Regions from separate parts of the Mus musculus genome. Here region 2 is linked to region 1. Evidence: chromatin loops called from intact Hi-C (ENCODE). Cell type or tissue: left cerebral cortex. All regions are shown on one strand. Links, peaks and the distances in the headings refer to the core of each region. The heading gives the core; the rest is flanking DNA. Region 1 holds the start of E2f6 (E2F transcription factor 6). Region 2 overlaps Gm46336 (a long non-coding RNA gene).

The links. Hi-C counts contacts between places; a loop is a spot of excess contacts. Peaks named below come from ENCODE experiments on the same cell type or tissue, not always from the same donor. Only the 100,000 strongest peaks of a DNase experiment are listed, where the experiment ranks them.
Region 2: it touches region 1 in a loop (2.6-fold over the local background); 3 of 42 quality-filtered maps call a loop at or near these places.

Annotation. Positions count from the first base shown.
Region 1 is chr12:16,805,410-16,816,851 of GRCm38, reverse strand. It overlaps E2f6 (E2F transcription factor 6), which reads right to left and starts at 5,887. Exons shown (of 7, transcript NM_033270.2): 1 at 5,537-5,887; 2 at 398-452. The coding sequence starts at 5,644. In left cerebral cortex, for the core only: CTCF peaks have their summits at 5,613 and 8,593; DNase peaks (open chromatin) are centred at 5,903 and 8,602; H3K4me3 peaks cover 1,780 bases; H3K27ac peaks cover 1,123 bases.
Region 2 is chr12:17,333,992-17,345,433 of GRCm38, reverse strand. It overlaps Gm46336 (a long non-coding RNA gene), which reads left to right. Exons shown (of 2, transcript XR_001780553.2): 2 at 886-1,465. Among named protein-coding and RNA genes, the nearest start is that of Gm46336, 8.7 kb to the left of the region's middle. In left cerebral cortex, for the core only: a CTCF peak has its summit at 6,132 (motif pointing left); no DNase peak of the experiment used is centred there.

The DNA of each region.
Region 1 (11,442 bases), core at 1,355-9,354:
CAGATGCCCAGGGAAACAAAAGAGGGTTCTGGAGATACACACCTGGGCATCTCGAGCAAAAATCCTGCCCAGAAGGACCTAAGGAGAGGAAATCAAGGGAGGGGCCACCCAATATCCTAAACATGAACCCTTACATGAGAGAGTAAGGCCAGGAGTAAAGGGACCACAGGGAACTCTGTGGTAGGAGGCTTTGCTGACATGTTTAGTGCTGCCACTGCGCTAAGGGGGCAAAGACATCAGTTCCTCCCACCCTGCCTCAGTTTCAGCCATCACAGCAAGGTATCCTTTGATGCCATGTTACTTCTGTTCTCATGACCCGGTGTACAAGCAAAACCAACCAAGCTAACCACGTGATGCCCAAACCAGAAAACCCAAACTCACTTAGGAATCAACTTACTTCTCATGGACACATACTGTACATTTTCTTCTAGATTAATCCTTATTTTTGATGGCTGGAAAAAAGAAAATGTAAGAATTAACTCAGCATTTTATAAATAGCAATGCAAATAAATTTCATTCTGTGGTAGTTTTTTTTAAGGCCTTTCCTCCCCCAATCCTGAAGTAATGAGGGAGTGAGAAAGAGAGTCTTTTCAAACTACACTTGGTCTGTGATGCCCCCCATGGATCCCTAGGCTGCATATACTTCTGTGTAAATACAGGAAGATTGGAGGGAGACGGGATACCTAAGTGGGAAACAACTCCCGCAGACACTCCTATATCAGCCGCGCCAGGTGCTGGGGAGAAGACAGCGAGGGACAGTTAGGGCACGGCCCTGAGTCTTGGAAGGCTTAGAGATGTGGAAGTTGTGGCGCACCAGCTGAGGCTCACCCCTGGCTACTTAAGTGGCTCCAAAACTTTGCTCACCAACTCTCAGTCAGCCATGCACTCCCATTAATAAACAACCAGAAGCCTTAAAACAATTAACGGGAAGCAGTACATGCTATAGATAGAGAAATAAGAATAGTGTTGGATTACTGAGACACCAGGCAAAGGGCAGTAGCCCCAGTGCTGGTCTCCCATGCTGCTGGGCGTTTGGAGGCCGCTGAAGCTGCATCAACTGCAATGGCGATTTGCAATACATTTAGGAATTGTTTTTGCTTCCTGTATAGGTACACACTGTGGCCATGTGGGAGTGGTCCAGCTTTGTAGCTAGAAAATGACCAACCACATCAAGGCTATGCTGAAGTGTTTAGGTTTTAAGCAGTGGAGACTCACCAAAGACTTCTGAAGAAGACCACGACACAATCTCATTCATGGTCTATAAATGTGGTCAAATGGGACAGCTAACTGTCTAAAGGGTCAGGGGTGGGGCAGCTGGTGGCCAGGGGGACAACAGAGAGGCTGCTCACACCAGAGTTACAGAACCTTTGCAGACGATTCCTGTCACCTCTGACAAGAACATCTGGTAGCAGGTTAACTTGACATCCTGCCGCAAAGCCAGTTTAGGCCAGTCTAGGACTGAAATGACCGTGTGACATGTTGGACGTGCAACCCTGAAGCTGGTTGCTCCTGCCATAGGCAGGGACTAGCTCTCAACAGTGCCGGCAATGGCATCCAACAACACAACTCTGAAGCAGTCCTGTGAAAGTCAAGAGACAAGTGTGATCAACTGTCATTGCTATTTTTACATGGAACTCTTCTCCAAACACACTCTGGGCTAACTACCTAAGCAAGGCTTTTCTTCTTCCATTTATCTATTCTGCATCTATGTGCAATGGTGTACATGCTGGGGTCCGTTCTCTCCGTCCACCATATGGTTCCTGGGCATTGATTGAATTCAGACTGTAAGGCTTGGCAGCAAGTACCACAACCTACTGTGCTATCTGGCTGGCCTGCTAGGCTTTTTTGAGAAAGGTCTCATACAGCTCAGGCTAGCCTCAAACTCAACCTATCCCTAAGGATGACTCTGAATTTCTGATCCTCCTGTCTCCATCTCTTGAGTGCCGGGATTGTGGGCATATGCCTCAACACCCATTTATTTAGTCCTGGGGATTGAACCTGGGGTTCTGTGCTAAGTAAACACTCTCAACTTAGCATACACTCCTGCCTCATAGCAAGGTTCTTGAATTGAGAAACAAGCCCAACCTCTCACACTGATGTGAACAGTGTGTTATTAACAAGTATCCTGAAGTGTTAATATGCTCATAGCTGCCTGCTGCAGAAGCTCCTATTTAACCTAGAGCAAGAGGGCCAAGCTCTGCACAAAGACTGCTTACTGGCTGCCCATTTGCTTTAGGGGGCATCTCCTCTGCTAACAGTTTGGTACAAGGACGGCACTCCAATGAGACTTGAGCCCATGCCCTGCAACAAATGCAGATGCATTATACACCGCATGGACTGACATAGGAAACAGGTTCCAAAACCATCATTCATTGTCTTCTCCATGTCTAAAATCCTTCCTTCTCTTTCTGAGATGGTTTCTTGCTATAATGTCCTGGCTATTCTAGAACTCTCGATGTAGCTGGTTTGAAATGTGCCATCCTCCTGCTTCAGCCTCTGAGTGCTGGGACCACATAAGTGTCCCAGCACCATGCTTGGCTAACACTCTCACTGTGAAGCTGCAAAGCCATCTTGCTGACACATGAAAGGACAGAAGACTATCCACGTGCCCCCTCCCCCAGCCCCAGTGGACACCATTAGAGACCTCAGGACTTTCAGAGAACACTCAGCAGTGACTCTGGTGAGTGAGCTGCACATTTGACAAGCTTCAACCCACTTCCTTACTGCTCCAATTCTCACATCTAGAAACTTCGGTGTCTACATCTGGAACACAGACTGGAATAGCACCATCCCCCGGCCCCATCCCTTGTATCTACAGCTTTAGGTGGCTTTAGAATCTTCTGTTTGGAGGGTTGGGGTAACGATGAGGACAGGATCTCACTGTACAATCCAGGTTAGCCTGGGACTTGCTATATAGCCTAGTTAGGCCTTTCACTCACCATCCTTCTGTCTCTGCCTCCCAAGGACTGGCATTACAGAACTGGGCCACCACACCTGGCTAGAAGCTTTAAAGGTGGAGAGAAAAATAAAAAGTGACTTTTAGAGACTAATGTCCTAGGCACTGCCTCCTAAGTAGTTACTGCTCTCTATGCATAGGTTTCTCTGTATTAGCTCCCTGTGTGGGAGCAAGACTCCTTCAAGAGCTCATTGAACACGAATCTCTCTAAGGTGACTGCATTCATGTCACCACCCAGATCTTCCTGATCATCTAATGTGCAAACCAAGTTCACCTCCATCCAGGATTGTCTTCTCCCTGCTCCCCAAAGCCAAGAGCAGGTTTAAGCCATTTAACTTATCCTGGCAACAACACTTAGCAAGCTATGTAACTGCTCTGCACATGGCTTATTAATTCTTTGCATTTGCTAGTCAATTAAAAAAATACTACTGACATGTTAAGTCACTATTTTACAGGCAAGAAAATAGAGTCCCTACTTTATTAACTTCTTGCTTAATCCTTTGTCCATGGCCAGATCTTCACTACAGTATCAAACAGACCCGCAGAGGACTGAGCAGTCAAGTATAGAATTGCTCTGGGACACACAGAGTCTGGCTAACAGTCTTGAGGTAAAGAGGAGCTAAAGACACTTGTCTTAAGACAAGTTACCCATGAATCTGGACTTCAGACATCTTGACAAACGTCAATATGGAAATGAGGCCTAGGATGGAGCATGCAACCTCAGAAAGATCATTTAGGAAAGGCAAACATGGAGCCAGATTATGCTGCGAGGACTCGACTTTGTCCTGGGAGCACTAAGGAACCACTAATTCCTTTGGCCAAATGAAGATAGAAACACACCTTCAAGAGACCATACGTTAAGGATGAAGCACACAGGCGGTGAGTGAGAGGCAGCAACAGTGGCAGGAAACTGGTCGAGATGGCATTATAGCACAGAATAGCTGATGTGAATGACTTCAGTGACCTGGGGGTGGGAGGGGGGGTGTCTGGGGGTGATTCTGAAACAGAGGAAAAGGTAACAGCCATGTCCAGAGTGCTGGCTCAGGCACCACGATAGGCAGAGCACCATTAAGGTGGGATTCGAGAAAGAGGTTGCTTTCTTAAGGCGGGGGTGGGGTGGGGTGTGTCTGTGAATCTGGCTTTGGATATCAGAGTTTGAAATCTGCAGCTCAGCAGTTATAAACGCTCGCTGTTCTTCCAGAGGGCTCAGTTCATCCATGTGCCAATTCATAACCACTTATTATGAGCTCCAGGTGATCTAACACTGGTTTCGGGCCTCCGTGGGCACCAGTACACACGTGGCATCCACGAAGACATTTTCTTTTTTAAGAAGGGACATCTAACAAACAGTTGGAGAGCTCCAGGAAAGATGTACAGGTTTGGGAGTTACCTCGAGGCAACTAAAAATACCAGACTGGATAAGAAATCTAAGACTTTAGAAGACGTTATCTTCTGATAACCAAAAGTTAAGCGGTTTTCATTTAGAGCGTCTATCAAATCCTTAAAAAAAAAAAAAAACCTACCATGATCACAGGCCACAAGTTAGCAGTAGTGAGCGGTCACCTACATGAACAAACTGTAGAGAATCCTGGATGACACCCACGTGTCTGAAAAGGAAGGCGAAGGGGACAAGGGGACCCACCATGGCTGTCAAAAACACAACAAAGAGTTCTCAGCCAAAAGTGAGTGGTTAGTTATGACACAAGATAGGGTGTGAAACGAATACTGTAATTGACAAAACCATCAGTGACCTACGGATCTTATTTACAACAATCTTACCAAGTGCTTAGGACTAGAGTCCCCAGCACAGTGCTGGGTGGTAATGCAAGATCAGGTGGAAACTGAGCAGAAATTACTTAAAGAGAGAGAGAGAGAGAGAGAGAGAGGGAGAGAGAGAGAGAAGTTTGGGAAAGGCTGTCACTTGCAGTCATTCTGAGGGTCTTCCCAGTTTCCTCATTACCTAGCCCCAAGGCCAGACATCTCTGTACACACATCTCTGGGTCAGTTCTGACAAACTCTAAAAATAACTATCTCAAGGTTGCTCCAAGGAGTCAGACAAGACAATGCTCATGGCACAGGACCCGCCAGAATGGCTTGGATACAGCTTGCCTTGCTGAGAAAACAGCGATCAGGAGAAACGGACAAAGGAAGAATCCAGCAGGGACCCTGAGAAAGGTGGGAAGCACGGAACGGAGGGAACTTTCTCACTCTTTCATTTCCCCTGTCAGACAGCAAAGATGGACAGGCAAGATCGCCCAGTTGGTTAAGGCACTTGCCACCGAGCTTTACAAACTCTACCAGAGTTCCATCCCGCGAACCACAAGGCTGGAAGCATGGAACAGACTGCCCCAAGTTGCCTTCTAAACTCTACACGTGCCCCGTGGAATCCACGCGCTCGCGGCCCCCACCCCAACACAAAGTAAGAAAAATCCAATAGAAACATTTAAAAAGCAAAGGGCGGTTCAAGAATTGGGAGTTGCAGGGAGAGCCCCGGGGCAGCAAGCGACACTGTGCAGAGGGCCCGATGCAAGGAGCGCGTCCCACAGCACTTGACCTCCCGTGGCCCGGGTCCCCGCTCACCAGTAGGTTTTCCACGTTGATGGGGTCTCGGCAACGCCGGCGCACCGTTTCCTGCGCCGGGTCCACCAGCAGGCTGGGCTGTCTCCGCGCCGTCCGCTGCTGACTCATGCTGTCCCGCGCCCCTCGCGCCCCACGCGCCCTCCCGCCTTCCCCGGAGGCTCGGCGCGCGCGTTCCCGGCCCCTTCAGCGCCGCCCGCTCCACCCACGGAGCACTGCGGCTCCACCCACGAAGCGCCGCGGTCCCACTCGCGCAGCGATGAGCCCAGGCGCAGAGGGGGTCAGGGTAGGCTCGGAGGGGACCAGGGTGACCGCGGAGGCGCTCAGGTTCCCTGGCCGGCCATCTTTCCGCATGCGCAGTGCACCCGCGTTTGCACATGCGCAGCGCCGTCCGTTAGATCTCCCGCGCACACCGGTCCTCGCCCGCTGCCGACGCCCGGGTGTTCCGGAGGATGGATCCTTGGAGAGGATGGCGGCGGCGGGGGGTGGGGGTGTGTGTGGTGGGATGGGTTGGGGGAAGAAAAGAGGTGGAGCAGGGATTCCGGGGGATCGGAGCAGGCGCTCTCTAGTCCCAACCAGCGGACTGCAGGTTCTGAGTGCCCCGGGGCGATGATGGTGGGGCTCCCATCAGTCATCTAAAGGTGCTTAGCACATGCTCATGAAACAAGCCATCTTGGAGGGACCAGAAGGTGCAAGCTTCAAAGCCAAGCTCCACAGAGGCCCAGGCAGGGAGATCACGTGTTTGAATTCGAAGTCAGCTAAAGTTCGTAGTGAGAGTAGAATTTGTCCCAAAACCACAAACTTTACCCTCTATATCAGTTTTATTTTATTTTATTTTTGGTTTGGTTTTCCGAGACAGGGTTTCTCTGTGTAGCCGAACTCAGAAATCCGCCTGCCTCTGCCTCCCAAGTGGGATTAAAGGCGTGTACCACCACTGCCCGGCTCTGTATCAGTTTTTGATTACTTATTATTATATCAGGTATTGGGCTGGCTCAAGAAGATACTGTTTTGAATATAATAGACTGGATATCAGAATCCAATGGAGGAGAAAGATAAAACAGTTTAACGGGCTGGGAGAGGAGCACTGGCTAAGTTTAGGAGAACTTCCAGAGGACCTGAGTTCAATTCCCATCACCCACAGGGTGGCTCACAACCATATGTTACCTCCAGGCCCAGGGGGATTTAATGCTCTTTTTCTGGTCTCCACAGGCACCAGGCACGGACATGTTAACATGTTAGACAGTCATACATGTAGGCAAAACTTCTATGCACAGAAACTAAATTAGAAAGAGAAAAGAAAAGAGAAGTAAGTGACCTGGAGCCATAGGTATCTTTTCAAATTGTAAGGTCTTAAGCCAGTTTCTAAAAGTCGTTCTGTGCCTTAGTTTCTAAATTTGTAATGTGGAGAGTTCTTACTGATCGAAGTTACTAGCTTGTTCTCTCAAAAACCTGTCTCTGTAAAATTGCCCCAGTAAACTGCCACCTCCCTTTCTTAAGTAGCTTCTTTCCTGCCCTGTTCTCTTGTGAGTTGGGCATATCCTCTGACTCATTCTGTCAAATCTTTCTCTGATTCCTCACTTTGTCTGCCCTTAGTTAGATGCTACTTTTAAACATGTCTGCTTTCTTCTAAAAACCAACCTTACCTTCATTGCTAGGGATTAAAGGGTGTATGAAGGTGTCTGTATTCCAGCCAGAATGTACTATAATCCAGAGAGTGTCTGCATTTGGCCAGATCATGTAGACTTAGAGAGTCTTGGATGTGATCCCTTGTCAGAGTAGCCATGATGCTGGATTAAAATTCCTTTGCAGTGTGGTTTGATGTTTCGCCTGCCTGCATGTCTGTGTGTGGACACCATGTTCTCTGACACTAGAATTACAGACAGTTGTAAGCCACCAGGTGGTTGCTGGGTATTAAACCTGGGTTCTCTGGAAGAACAGTCAGTGCTCTTAACCACTGAGCCATCTCTTTGGCCCCTTTCACTTATTTTTAAATTATGTGTGTGTATGGGTTTGTGCACATGAACTGCAATGCTTTCAGAGGCTTGAGGCTTCTGGCTCCCCAGGAGCTGAAGTTGCAAATGGCTAGAGATGGATGCTTTGGCCCTCTTGGAAAGGCAGAAGTGCTCTTAACTCCAGAGCCACAGCTCTAGCCGCTATGTGTTTGAATGAAAGGGTAACACAATGCGCAACTTCCAGGCTGGAAGGAAGCTGCGGGAGTGAGACCTGGGACTTAGTGAGGGCGGAAGAGGCTTTTGGAAGAAGTTGGCTCCCACTAGATTTTACATTTCTAGGGGTCCGATACCATCTTAAGGGGGGGGGGTGTGTCAGAGGTCTTTGATCCTCTTGGGATCTCCAGTGTTAAGCTTGGAGCATGGCAGGTAGCAAGCGCTCAGTAAATGTTTGCCGAAGATTGGTAGAAGTAGAATACAACTGTGGAGAGGTCATCTCTAGAAGAGAAAGAGCACATTTTATGCACGAGTGGAGAGTTTCTCAGAGCAACTAGGAAAGACTCTACCACAAGGAGTTCGGAGAGATCCAATGCTGGAAAACAGGCATGGCTAATTTTAAGACCCCTTTCTCCATCCTCTGTTGAATGCCAAACCCTCTCTATACCTTTGTTCATGTGACTCTCATTTCAGATCTGAAGGTATGACCAAGCATGGTAGTGTATGCTCAGAATAACAACACTCTGGACACTGAAGTAGGACCACCAGATGCTAGAGATCAGCCAGGGTTACATAGCGAGAGACCATGTCTTAAACAACCAAAGCAACAACAAAATACAAGTTTCTGCTGCCAGCAAGTCCTGAAGAATAGTTTTCTTCCCAGTTTACAGATCAGAAAATCGAAGATCAGTAAGATTACAAAATTTACCCCAAGGAGCTAGCTAGTGAGTGCTAGAGACATGGTTTGAGTTCACAGCTGGATAATTCATTGGTATTTGGACCCTTGAGCAGCTTGTTGAAAACTGACCATATTTTCTACAGTCAAAAAGAATTAGGCCAGCAAAGGGGTGTGACTTAGGCACTCCAGGCTAATGAAAGAGCTTGAGCACACCCATCTGGGGAAAAGGAGAACAGCTGTTCCCTCAGTCACAGAAAAGCCCAGTCATGGGGCTGTAGCCTGAGGTTTAATCATCCCAGCGTTGTTTGAGCATCTTTCGGGTGCTGGGCTGTAGGTCAGGAGCTCTAACTCTTACAAGGACATCCTGGAGTACTAGGAGATGCCAGGTTGATGAAGATGTATGACCAGAGAGCATGAGAACGAACTGAACATGTCTGACACATCATGGCAACACAGAAAACGAGGGGAAAATAACAACGGACTTTGGGGCTTGTTCCTGCATCACCATGTAAAGCTATCTGGAACAGTAAGTGACGTACAGAGACTCTGGCTAGCTTTGTGGTGACACAGCAGGCCTTCAGCCAATGGATCCTTTGTGCCACTCACTGGAAACTTAAGATTTGTATTCCCTTCTAAGAGCCATGTGGTCAAAACCAATGCCCAGTGAAATGGTTATTTAGACATGGCCTTTGTGAGGCAACCAGGCAAAACCTCTCAAGAACTGGGATGCCCCCATAGTAGACACTGAAGGGAGCATAGATGGAGAAGAGCAGTTGGCAGTGCTTGCCTAGTGTGCATGAAACCTTGATTTCATTTTCATCACCATATGAACCAGATGTAGTAGCACACTTTTGATCCCAAGCACTTGGGAAGTGGTAGTAGGAGGGTCATAAGTTCAGGAACATCTACAGTTAAATCATGAGTAGTGAATTTGAGGCTAATTTGGGATGCCTGAGATCTAGAGGGGGTCAGAGGCAGAACACAGAGGAGAGATGTCTTATTTCTTCTACCATGGGACAATGAGTCATGAGTCTCAGCATTGCCATTACCTGGGTAAGTGTGTGTGTTACTAGAAATGAAGGTTCTATGGCTCTACCCAGAACTACCACATTAAAAGCTCAGAGGTTTGATGTATTCTGTAAGGCACTGGCTGGGTCCTGGTAGGAAACTAGCTTTTCCTGGCTCTGCAAGTACCCAGTCCACTAAATTGATACTTTGTTAAATCAAAGCCAGGTTAACTTTTCTGATGTGATATTTGGAGGATGAAGACCTAGAACAAACATGGATGGTGTCCTGGCTCATTTCATGTCAATTTGACACAAGCCAGAGACATCTGATAGGAGGGAACCTCACTTGAGAAAATGCGTCTATAAGAACCAGCTGTAGGGCATTGTCTTAATTAGTGATTGGTAGGGGAGATCCCAGCCCATTGTGGGTGGTGCCATTCATGGCCTGTTGGTCCTGGGTTTTATAAGAAAGCAGGCTGAGCAAACCATGAGGAGCAAGCCAGTAAGCAGCAACCCCCCATGGCCTCTGCATCAGCTCCTGTCTCCAGGTCCCTGCCCTGACTTTCTGTCCTGACTTCCTTTGATGATGAACGGAAGCATAAGCCAAACATACCCTTTCCTCTCCAAGTTGCGTTTGGTCATGTTGTTTCATCACAGCAATAGTAACCCTAATTAGGATACAATTGGACGCATTCAACAAGCAGGCATGTTGTAATGGACGTGATGTACTTTGGAGACTGGGAAAATGGATGATGCTACAAGCGACCAGGTGGTCACCTACATAGAGAGGGTTACAGCCTTTGTGTTTTATTCAGTTCTGCTTTCTTGTAGCTGAGAGGCCCCTAAATATAGCTTCTTGCTGTAGACAGAATGTCTCTGCACACACTGAGGATTGTCTTAGACGAAACTTTATATCTCGCCTCTTCCTTTTCTTCTTCACTTCTTCCTCCCCTGCCCCCTTCACCTTCTCCCCTTCCTGCTCCACTTCTCTCCTTCTTCCTGTTCCTCTCCTTTTCCTTTTCCTCTTCCCCTTCCCTCTTCCCTTTCATTCCCTTTCTCCTCCTCTTCCCCTTTTCTTGTTCTTCCCTCCTTCCCATCCCTCTTCTCCTTCCTCTCTCTCCTTCCTGCTTCCCCTACTCCCCTCTTCTTCCTGTTCCTCTCCTCTTCCCTTCCTTCCTCTCCTTCCTTCTCCCCCTCTTCCCTTTCAGTCCTTTCCTTCTCTTCTTGCTCCTCTCTCCCTCCTCCTCTTCCTCCTATTCTTCCTCCTTCTTCCCCTCCTTTTCCATCCCCCAACTTGCCCCATGTCCCACTCCTCCTCTTCTTTAAAACAAGGCCCTACCTTTATAGCCCAAATGGGCCTTGAACTCACTGTGTAACTCAGGATTTCTGTGAAGCCCAGGTTGCTCTGGAATTTGCAACCCTCAGGGCTCAGCCTAGAGTGACTTTTCTTTTATGGAAGTCCAGTTCTGAAGTATGATTGTTCCCAACTCTGCACTGGGTTTTTGAAGGAAAGTCTTGTCAGATGAATTACATTAATCTTTTTCTTTTCCGCTTGCTTTAGTTTGTTTGGTGTTATTCTGTTGACTGCTAAATGTGCTCTGTTTAACTGTTAGTCTTATGTACCCTACCTTTGCGGTCTATCTTGGCTTTGCCTCTGATTCCTTCACGTGTCTAATGTTCCCTTACTGTGAATAGCCGAGTGCCGGCCTACCTTATTCAGAGAATGTACCATCAAGTTCCTTGGCTCTCCACCAGGTGGAGCAAGTTCACCTTAGGAGTCCAGCCTCACTATCTGTCTCTGTCTCTTTCCGTGGTGTGTGTGTGTGTGTGTGTGTGTGTGTGTGTGTGTATGGTTTTTGTTTTGAATGTGAAAGGTAGCTGTAAAGTGGAATGGAGGAGATTCCTTTGGATCTGGACTTAAGGTTTTAAGTAAGGAACTGTTTTATCAGGCCTCTGATATATTATTTGTTTGTAATAGGGAGTCTCATGTATCCCAGACTGGCCTTAAAACTTGCTGTATAGCCAGGGATGGTGTGTACCATTTCATCTGGTTTAATA
Region 2 (11,442 bases), core at 1,195-9,194, 530 kb before region 1:
GAACACTGATCCCCAGCTGATGATAATATTGAGAAGTGATTGGATTATAACAGCTCCAACTTGATCAACAGATACCTGAATAGGCTCTTAAGAGTTGGGGCCTGGGCTCAACAAGTAATAGCCCTTGTACCCAACCTGGTGATCTAATATTGATTCCCAGCACCCATATAGTGAAGGAGAGAGATAACTCTGGCAAGTTGTTCTGTGGCCTCCAAACACATGTGCACCCACCCCCATGCAAAGTAAATAATGTAAAGAATTTTTTAAAATTTTAAGTAGGGGCCAGCTTGGAGGAGTAGTTCACTGGGGGCATGCCTATGGAAGCTCTCTCCCCCTCTTTTTCCTCTTTCTCTACCTTCTTTTTCTCCTGTTTTTTTTTTTAATCTCACTCTTCCTGACAGCTTGAGGCACATATCCCCTCCTGGGCTACATGTTCCTGCCACCATGGAGCCTCGAAGCCATGGGACCCACACCTCTGAGAATGAGAACCAGTGTAAACCTGTCCTCTTTTCAAGTTGCTTTCTTAGGTGTTTAGTCACAGCTTCAGAAAGCTGACTGGCAACCACCCCACTCCCCAGACCCCTTCCTCTAATACCATTCCCCTTCCTCTAACCATCCCCTTGAGGATTTCAACATCCAAATCTGAGGGAAGAGATGCATACAGAACATAGCACTCTTTGCTAGGAATTTAGTTCAGTGGGTCAGTACTTGCCTGCAAGCTCAAGGCTGTGGGTGTGATCCCAGCACACACAAATAGAAAGAAGGGGGAGAAGTTATCCTGACCCAAAGGCCTTCAGCGTTTCATACGCTTTAGCCCTTGTTGATACCACATAGCTCCACAAAGATGGTTTTTATTTCAAACACATCCACTTGTCTCTCCAACAGGAACAGCACAATTGATAGTCAGCAACTGCACAGAAGAGAACACAGGCTTTGCTTCAACATGAGCAAAGTCTCTGCGCATCCAACCCCAAAGGTCTGACCTGCCTTGCCCAGCCGACAGCCGCTGAGGGAGTAGCTGGACTCAGCTGAGGGAGTAGCTGGACTCAGCTGAGGGAGTAGCTGGACTCAGCTGAGGGAGTAGCTGGACTCAGCTGAGGGAGTAGCTGGACTCAGAGAGTGCTGCTCCAGTGCTGCTCCAGTGCTTTTAGCATCTTGTCTAACAAGGCACCCAGTCTCCCCCGTGGGGGGGGGGGGCGGGGGGCAGTGAACTTTGATGAGGGGCTGTGGAACACAGACTTCTGAACTAGACTGTTTGGGCTTCACTGCTAGCTCTAACATGTGCTGCTGCATAGTGAGAGTTAGCCCCCTGCCTCTGGTTCATACTGCAGCTGGCTGTTGTGAGAGTAAAATGCCGCAAATCACTGATTTCAGAGTGTCTGCCACTCAGACCAGGCTGGCCTTGGACTCAGACATCCATCTGCCTCAGATTTCTGAATACTGCGATTAAAAGCGTGTGCAGCCACACCAGGCTCGAGCTGTTTAATTGTAGAATCCTTTGACAGAGGGCCGTAGAAGTAGCTCATAGGGTAAGTGTGCTTGCTGCTAATCCTAGCAACCCTAAGTTTGATCCCCAGGTGGGAGGAATAAACTGAGTCCAACAGAGTATCCTCTGACCCCACATATCTGTCTTCCCATTTCTTTATCTTAAAATGCTTTAATATGTATTTAAAAGAATCCTTTGGCTAAAGAGTGTCAGATATTCCCTGAGAACAAGAGTAAGCTAACTAATTTCATCTGTGAACTACAATCTGGCCACAAGACTGCATTTGCTTTCCCCAATCCTGACCCCTGTCCTTATGATGAAATTGATGCCTGACATTGTGACCATGTTTGAATTCATTCCCTCAAAGCTTGCACAGCGGGTCACTGCCTGTTCTGCACAGCCCTGGAGATGGCCTCTAATAGCCATACTTTGGGGTTTGAATGAGTGAGCTTATTAAATATAAAGTAAGCAAAAGTAAAAAACAATAAATAGCAGGTAGCCGACAGAAAAGCAGATAAACAAGAAGACATCAAATCAGGTGTTAAAAACACCGAGATGACTGGAATGGCCCAGTTGGGAGAACAATGTGTCACATTGTCAAGATCCCCACCATGTTTGTGCACTTTATAAACATCCAGCAGAAGCCAACTAAGAAGGGTAAGGGAGTCAGCTGGAGTTCTCCACTGAACTCACCATGGGTGAGCTCTGGGCCCCTTTTCCCACTATAGATAAGCTAAACAACAGTAACATCTGTTAGAAATACTTTACCTTGTAGCTGTTCTCAGCTATACAAATTCCTTAAACTATTGTATTATTTTTTAGTTATGGTTGTGTCTGTATTTAGGTATGTGAATGTTAGTGAAGGGTAGAGGTGTTGGATCTTGTAAGACTGGAGTTACAGGCAGTTGTAAGCTGCCCAATGTGGGTGCTTGGGCCCAATACCAGGTTCTCTGCAACAGCAGTTTGTACTCTTCATGGATGAATCCTCTTTCCAGCCTGATAAGATGCTTTAAATTCTCTTAGGCGCGTATTTTTCTCCTCTTCTACCCCCTTACAGAGTCAGGTGATCATCAGCCTGACCCAGGACACCGAGTTTTGGAGGAGACAAGTTTTGCTCCCCGGGTGAGCGTTCAATAAATGTAAACAGCGGTTGGCAATTTAGCAGTGTAATGTGCACAACACTGGTGCATGCTCACCATTTAACTCTGGTGGTCAGACCTGGTAACTGAACCACAGCACTGTGAATGCTTAACTTAACCAGACTAATCATAGTGAACAGGTTATGACAAAAGACAAAATACACAGAAGTTCAAGAACACAGCTCCTTTTGTAGATGATTTAGTCAGGCAGAGATGATAACAAGGGCCTACTACACATGGCTTAGCACTTTCCCATCACTGTTGCTGAAATGAGAGATGATAGCCAGTGGTCATTAAAAGACTTGTTTAAGAAAATGAAGAAGATATATCAAGACTGAGGCTCGAGAGATGGCTCAGCAGTTAAGAACGCTAACAGCACACCCATGAGGACCAGAGTTTCTATCTCAGCACCGGCACAATGAACCTCATCCTTGTATCCTGTAAAGACCTGTAACTGTGGTTCCAAGGGATCCAGTGCCTTCTCCTGATACCTGTGTCCTCAAGACAAGCCCACCTGCACAAATAGATACATATGCATTCACACAGATACACACATATGTAAATAAATGAAGATAAATTGGGAAAATGTATTTAGACTGGGAAAAATATTTACAAAATACACATTTAACAGACTAGTGTCTGGGGTCTGTGAAGAGCCCTTAGCCAGGCATGGTGGTATACCCATGTAATCCCAGCCATGGGGAGGCTAAAGAAAGAAGATTCTGAGTCCATGGCTAATTTAGGTCACCAGGGAAGGCTGGAGAAGCAATTCTGCTGCTCTTCTGTTCCCAACAACTACATGTGGCAGCTCACAACTGGAACTCCAGCTCCAGGGGATCCCATGGCCTCTTCTGGCCTCTAAGGGCAACTTGGGCACACACTTCTTCTACACAGACACACAAACATAAAAAATTTAAAATAAATTAGCTGGGTATGGTAATACATACCTTTAATCCCAACGCTCAGGAGACAGAGCCAGGCAGATCTCTGAGTTTGAGGCCAGCCTCGTCTACAGAGTGAGTTCTAGAACAGCCAGGGATACACAGAGAAATCCTGTCTCAAGGTGTGTGTGTGTGTGTGTGTGTGTGTGTGTGTGTGTAGGTGGGCCTGTGGGGGGAATAAATTTTTTTAAATTTTAATTTAAAAAAAAAAACAAAAGCCAGCCTTGACCACAGACACCCCACCCCCATAACCCCAACAACTCAGGAAACTGGAAGCTGGAGCAAGAAAATTTCATGTTTGAAGCCACTCTCAAATATATAGTTCAAGGCCAGCCTAGGTAACTTAAGGAGATACTGCCTCAAAACTGAAAAATATAAAATAAAGATGGCTGTAATTGTTGGCAGAACACTTGCCTAGTATATGAGATCTTGGGCTCAATCTCCAAGATTGTAAAGGAAACAAATATAACTTCTAATCAAAACCAAACAGAACTCCTGGTACTCAATAAAGATAAAGGAATCTAATAAAAATATATGATAGTATTTTTATGACCAATAAAAGCATGTGGATGTCGGCTACATGAGTAGTCATCAGGAAAGTAGGACCAAACAACGTACATAAATATCTGGTTGTTTAAAATAAAAAATTTCTGGGCCAGTGAGATGGCTCAGTGGGTATAGGTATTGCTGTCAGGATCACTACCGGATTTAATCCCTAGAACCCTCACAAAAGTAGAAAATGGACTGACCCCACAGATTTGCCCTCTAACTTCCACATGACAATGTCATGTATGGCCTACCTCACACGCATAAAACATGAACACATTACATATACACAACAGCAATAACATTAAATTAAATGTTTTTAGTTCTAGGAAGCCACTGTTGTTTGTTGCAATGCTAGGGATCAAGTCCAGGGCTTTGGCCTGACATGATAGCTGATGTCTATAATATCAGCACGTAGGAAACGGAGGCAAGAAGATTAGGAATTCAAGGTCATCACCTGCTGTGTAACACTTTAAAGGCCAGCCTGGTCTACCTTAGACCCTGTCTCAAACAAAACAGGTCTGGAGAAGAGAGATGGCTTAGTAGTTAATAGTCCTTGCTGCTCTAGTAAAGGACCCAGGTTAGGTTCTCAGCACTCAGCAGAGGCTTCTAATTATCCTTAACTCCAATCCAAGATTTCCACACCCTTCTTTTTTTTTTTTTTCCATTTTTTATTAGGTATTTAACTCATTTACATTTCCAATGCTATACCAAAAGTCCCCCATATCCACCCACCCCCACTCCCCTGCCCACCCACTCCCCCTTTTTGGCCCTGGTGTTCCCCTGTACTGGGGCATATAAAGTTTGCAAGTCCAATGGGCCTCTCTTTCCAGTGATGGCCGACTAGGCCATCTTTTGATATATATGCAGCTAGAGTCAAGAGCTCCGGGGTACTGGTTAGCTCATAATGTTGTTCCACCTATAGGGTTGCAGATCCCTTTAGCTCCTTGGCTACTTTCTCTAGCTCCTCCATTGGGAGCCCTATGATCCATCCATTAGCTGACTGTGAGCATCCACTTCTGTGTTTGCTGGGCCCCGGCATAGTCTCACAAGAGACAGCTACATCTGCGTCCTTTCAATAAAATCTTGCTAGTGTATGCAATGGTGTCAGCGTTTGGATGCTGATTATGGGGTGGATCCCTGGATATGGCAGTCTCTACATGGTCCATCCTTTCATCTCAGCTCCAAACTCCGTCTCTGTAACTCCTTCCATGGGTGTTTTGTTCCCAAATCACCCTTCTTTTGGCCTCGTTGGGCACCAGGCATGCAATATGCATATGTGCATGTAGGCAGGAGACTCGTGCTCATAAAAACATAAGCCAGTTAAAAAATATATACCCATCCAGGTGGTGGTGGTACAAGCCTTCAATCCTACTCCTCAGGAGGCAGGCAGATCTCTTAGTTCCAAGCGTGTTCTACAGAGCAAGGACCAGGACAGCCAGAGCTACCCTGAGAAACCCTGTCTTGAAAAGTCAAAAAAAAAAAAAAAAAAAAAAACAAAAAAAAAAAAAAAACAAATGAATAAATAAACTAAACCCCAAACCTCCAGTTGCAGGAGACGACTGCTCTGTTGTCATGACATCAAGCCTGGGGCCTGGTGACTCATGCCTGTAATCCCAGTATTTAGTAAATGGGGGCAAGAAGGTCATGAATTCTAGAAATTGTTATGTTCAAATCCAAAATGTCCCCCCTGCTAGGCTTGTGGTTTGACCATAGTCCCTAGCTTGTGGTATTAGTTTTGCAGCCTTAAGGGTGTGTAGACTGGCTGGCAGGTGTGGGTCACTGCAGCCTGGGCTTTGAAAGTTGTCCTTGCTCTGATTGGGATCTGTTCCTGGTGCTAGTCAGCTCATTAGGCTTCCTGGTCCTCAACGAGAAAGGAACCTTGGGGCCTGGAGAGATGGCTGGGTGGTTAAGTGCACTTGTAGCCCTTGCAGAGGACCACCTTTGTTTGCCAGCATCCATATGATGGCCCACAACCATTTGTGACTCCAGTTCCAGGGATACACCACCCTCTTCTGGTCTTCTCAGGCACTGCATGCATGTGCTTTACTGATATCAATGTAGGCAAAGCACCCAGGCACATTAAAAAATAAAATAAAAATAATTGTAAAAAGAAATAAGCCTCCACCACAGACAGACCCCCCGCTACCACCCAGGCATGCCCCCATGCCTTCTGCACTATGATAGACTAAATTTCTGAAACTGTAAGCTCTTCTCTCCTTTTTAAAGTTCTTTTCAACCTTTTTCTTATGTATATGATAACCACTGACCACATCCCTTAATTCTGCCCCTTGATCGTGATTATGCATCTATTTACTGCCTCTCCCAATAAGAGGTCAGTGCCAAGATCAGGGCCTGTGTTGCCAATAACTGTGTTCCCACAGTTTCAGTACTGACCCAAAGCAAGTGTGCAACATGTATTTGCTGAATGCATGAATGGCCAAGTAGCCAAAGGAAAGGGACAGCCAGAGAAAGGTCCTGTGCCAATAGCAGGGCCAGTTGGCCCAGCAGTGTGACCCATTTCATCATGACTGAGATGGAGGAGGAGAACTCTAAATAAGAGGCCCTCACTGAACCAAGGCAGGGCGACTAGCAGAGACGGTGGATGCATGGAATCCACATACTGAGGGTACTGGGTCATGGCTCAGTCCCAGCTGGAAGAGACAAGCAGAAGATGACAGAATGCAGACTGTGTATGCAGGATAAGGGGAGGTGCAGTCAGGCAAGCAGGGGGTGGGAGGAGCAGCAGGTTGTGGTGAGAGAGTGGGATACTGGAATTCAAGATTTCAGAGGTGGAGCAGTTTCAGCTGCTGATGAGGCACAGGGTGTGGCCATAAGGAGTGGGCAGCTGAAATGACAGGAGGAAAAGGTCTTGGAGAGTGTAGCTCAAATGCAGAGGGGCCAAGTGTTTTTTGTGGGAGCACACAGTCTCCCTTTCTTTGGCTGGAGAGAAGTAATTGATTAATGTCAGATATCTGAGTCTACAGTGAACAGAGTGAGTGACTGGATAAAATGATTCCTTCATTCAATAACCATTTCTTCATCCAGAAAACATGCATTGTTTATTAACGTCAGCCCATAGTGACCCAGGCAGCCCGGGATCTATTCTGTGTAAGTTTCTATGCATGTGTCTTCATAGAGACATACTGGCTTTCTCTCAACCCTTCCTAGCAGGAACAGAGTGGGTAAGGAGATGGCAGGATTCTTGCCAAGCAGGGTCTTCTGGGCAGGCATGGAAGAAATAATGGTGTTCTGGTTATGAGGTGAGATGGGGTCAGGATGTGCTGTCCCCACAGTGCTTAGGCAATGCCTCACCAGGAAGCAGAGTCAGGTGGGAGATAAAGTGGAGTCTACCTGCTTTGGAAGTTGGTCCTTAGAACCCTCGTCTTGGGATAGCACTCTGGGAAGAATGAGCGGGGCAAAGGTGGGGATGACTGGAAACCAAGGGACTGGACAAGTCTAGGGAACAGGACATCCCCAAACATGCTCCATGCCTTTGGAGCTGAAGACATGCCCATACCCACTGCAGAAAATAAAACAGTTGCTGGTCGGACGTGGTGGTGCACGCCTTTAATCCCAGCACTTGGGAGGCAGAGGCAGGCGGATTTCTCAGTTCAAGGTCAGCCTGGTCTACAAAGTGAGTTCCAGGACAGCCAGAACTATACAGAGAAACCCTGTCTCGAAAAACCAAAAACAAACAAAAAGCAGTTGCTGTTTCATGACATCTCTCTCTCTCTCTCTCTCTCTCTCTCTCTCTCTCTCTCTCTCTCTCAATCAATCAAAACAAGAACTTCAATGTTTTCTAGGCAAGAGCATTCTGCTGCAGAGCTATATCCCCAGCTCTCATAAAAATTTTAGGGATTTGCTTTTTGTTTTGTGGGATTTTTGTTTGTTTTTGAAACAAGATTTTCCTATGTATCTCTGGCTGGCCTTGAACTCTACACAACCGTCCTACCTTAGCCTCCTGAGTGCTGGGATTACAGTTAGATGTGAGTTTCTTTCTAGCCTCTGTATCTAAAGTTCAGTTACCAGCTTTCATCTTCTGAAAGGCTACCCTGAAAAGGGAGAGAAGCTGCTGTCCACAGCACCCATGTACCAGGTTGTCACTCTAAGTGAATTAACAGAGAAGAGAGGTTTCTCACCTTAGATGCTCACATGTGATTCCAGCAGTTCTAAAGGAGATTTTGGAAACTTCTTTAAGGAAATAGTAAGGGAGCTGGAGATACGGTTCTGTCCATAAGTGCTTGTTCTTCATGTTAAAGCCGCTCTGCACTGGAAAGGCAGAGGGCAGGATTCTGGGCACCATAGACAGTCAGTACAGCTACGTTGGCCAGCTCCAGATTTCAAGATTATCTCAAGGGTAGTCAGGAGCAATCCAGGAGGACATCTGACATTGACCTTTGATTTCCACACAAATGTATGCCACATATGAGCAAGGAAGAATCTTATCCGGCACCCTAAGGAACTGCCTGAGTTGTCCTCCCAAGGTGCTGGGGTGAGGGGGTGTGGCCTACCCCTCAGTGGAATAGAAGGACAAGGATGACAGGACCTGCCACCTCTTCCCTCCCATGGTCTTGGCCTTTGTCCATAGATTTCCTCCCATTGGACTTTGGCCAAGTAGATGTTTCCTTCTATTAGGCCAGGTGGAACAACCCATAGTGTGGACCTTTCTGGAGAGCCTGCTCCACGTGAGATGCTGTGCCAATACCAAGGCACAGGGACAATTCAGAAACAGGATTGGAAGGAGCTGTGTGGCCATTAGGGGATGCTGGCTGCGGGGAGGAAACTAAGGGAACTGGAGGGTTCCAGTGTCCAAGTTTAGCTACTTCAGCACCTTCATGCTGACCATCTGCTCTCCAGAAATGTTGGCCATCTATTTGGAGAATATAATATCCCTGACCTCTGCAGTTATTAATCTCTGTGTGTTCCCAGAATCTTGGCTCCAGCAGTGTTTGTTAGTGTCTTAGTTAGGGCTCCTGTTACTGCAATGAAACACCATGACCAAAACAAATTGAGGAGGAAAGGGTGTCTTGGGGTTTCTATTTCTGTGAAGAGGCACCATAGCCAAAGCAACTCTTATAAAGAAAAACATTTAATTGGGGCTGGCTTACAGTTTCAGAGGCTTAGTCTCTTATCAGCATGGCAGGAAACATGGCAGCCTACAGGCAGGCAAGGTGCTGGAGAAGGAACTGGAAGTTCTACATCTTGATCCGAAGGCAGCCAGGAGGAGGCTCTGTTCCACACTGGGCGAAGCCTGAGCATAGCCTCAAAGCTCACCTGCACAATGACACACTTCCTCCAACAAAGCCACACCTACTTCAATAAGGCCACACCTCCTATTAGTGCCACTCCCTATGGCCAAGCATTTTAACACATGAATTCATAGGGGCTAAACTTATTCAAACCACCACACTTAGCTTATATTTCCATATCATAGTCCACCAAGCCGAGCAAGAACATAAAGGCAGGGGCTGATGCTTACTGGTTTGCTTAGCCTGCTCTCTTCTAGAACCCAGACCACCAAACCAGGGGTGACACCACCCACCATGGGCTGGGCCCTCCCCCACCTAATTAAGAAAATGCCCTGCAGCTGGCTCTTACAGAAGCATTTTTCTCAATTGAGGTTCCTTCCTTTCAGATGACTCTAGCCAGCCAACACAGTCAGCCACGGTAAATTAAAGATATATCATTAGAGTGGTGAGTAATATGGACTTATCAATTGATTAATTTATATAGTTAGTAAATCATTCAGTATTACACTGTTCAGCAAAATCAGCACAATAATTTAATCATTAAGCAAACATATACTGCTTACCAGCTTTGTGTCAGGCATGGTAATGACCTAACTAGGCAAGACTGAGATCAGTGATGCAAGATCAGTGGCCATGTGGTTCTCATTGTATTCACACGCTACATTATTTCCTTGAGGCAGGGTCTCTCACTGAACCTCGAGCTAAATTAACAAGCCCCAGACAATTTTCCTGTGCACCTTCAGCACTGGGGTCACAGATGTGCACCCACTCCTAGCTTTCTACATGGGCACTGGAGATTTGAACTCCGGTCCTCATGTTTATGCGGCCACCAAGCCTCATCCCCCAACAAACATTTTTGAGTGAAGTCCTTTTTATCTTTATTCTGTTGATTGTGAATGCTGGCATCATATTGAGACAATTTCCTAATTCAAAGTCACAAATATTTATTTCTATAACTTTTGTAAGAGTTTTATTATTGTACTCTAACAATTCAACCTATGATGATTATGGTGAAAGGGTCTACTGTGACTTAGAGTTGGTAATCAACGTCCTCTACTGGAGATGGAGAAGAGGTGTGGTGTACATGAGAAGATGAGGGGACGGGAGACAAGGGAAGAGGGGAGGGGAGAGAAAGGAAGAGGGGAGGGGAGTGGAGAGGAGGGGGAGGAGGGAGAGGGGGAGGGAGAGGGGGAGGGGGATAGAGGGAGAGGGAGAAGAGGGAGAGAGGGAGGGAGAGGGGAGAAAGAGAAGAGAAGAGAGGGGAGGGGCTTCAGAGGGCAGAAATAGAATGGATCAGAGAAATTCTGTGTAACTTGTTTATGAACTGTATCAAAGGCTGGACATAATCCCAAATCAAAAGCTTGAAGGAGATTGGGTGAGTATAGAGTTGTGGTCCCTAGCCACAGGCAGCTTGATAGCAGTGTGAGACAGGCAATGGGCAGGGTTCCTCAGGGCTGGCTATTTGCCCATGAAGTATACTATGAAACAAAGTAAATTAGGATAACATGCTTGGGAAGACCAAGAAATGAAGGCATGATCTGGGTGACTGTGTATGGAGGATAAATTCAGGTCCTACTGGGTCTGTGATGGTTGGTACTGGAAATAGTGTCATGGCTTCCTGTGATGACCTCAAGGTGGAGAGGGAAGCCAACAATGGGTGGGGATGCTAGCTCACACACATGAGGGCTTGAGCTTGACTCCTCAGCACCTGTGTGAAACACAAAGCATGACTCCGTATCCCGGTAACCCTAGGGGAATAGAGATAGGCAGATCTCAATGAGGCCCAGGCCAGCCAGCCTAACAGACACAGTGTCCTTTTGATTCAGTGGGAGATCATATCAAGGCCATAATCTGAAGAATGACAGAGGAAGGCATTCAGCGTCCTGCCTTGGTTCTGTGTGCATATGCAACACTCACATGCACTACACACACACACACACACACACACACACACACACACACACACACACACACACACGGCGGGGGGGGGGGGAGAGAGAGAGAGAGAGAGAGTAAAGAAAACAAAGCTGTGAGCTCGAGGGTGGGGAACAGGAGAGTCAACAGGTAAACAGCTCTAC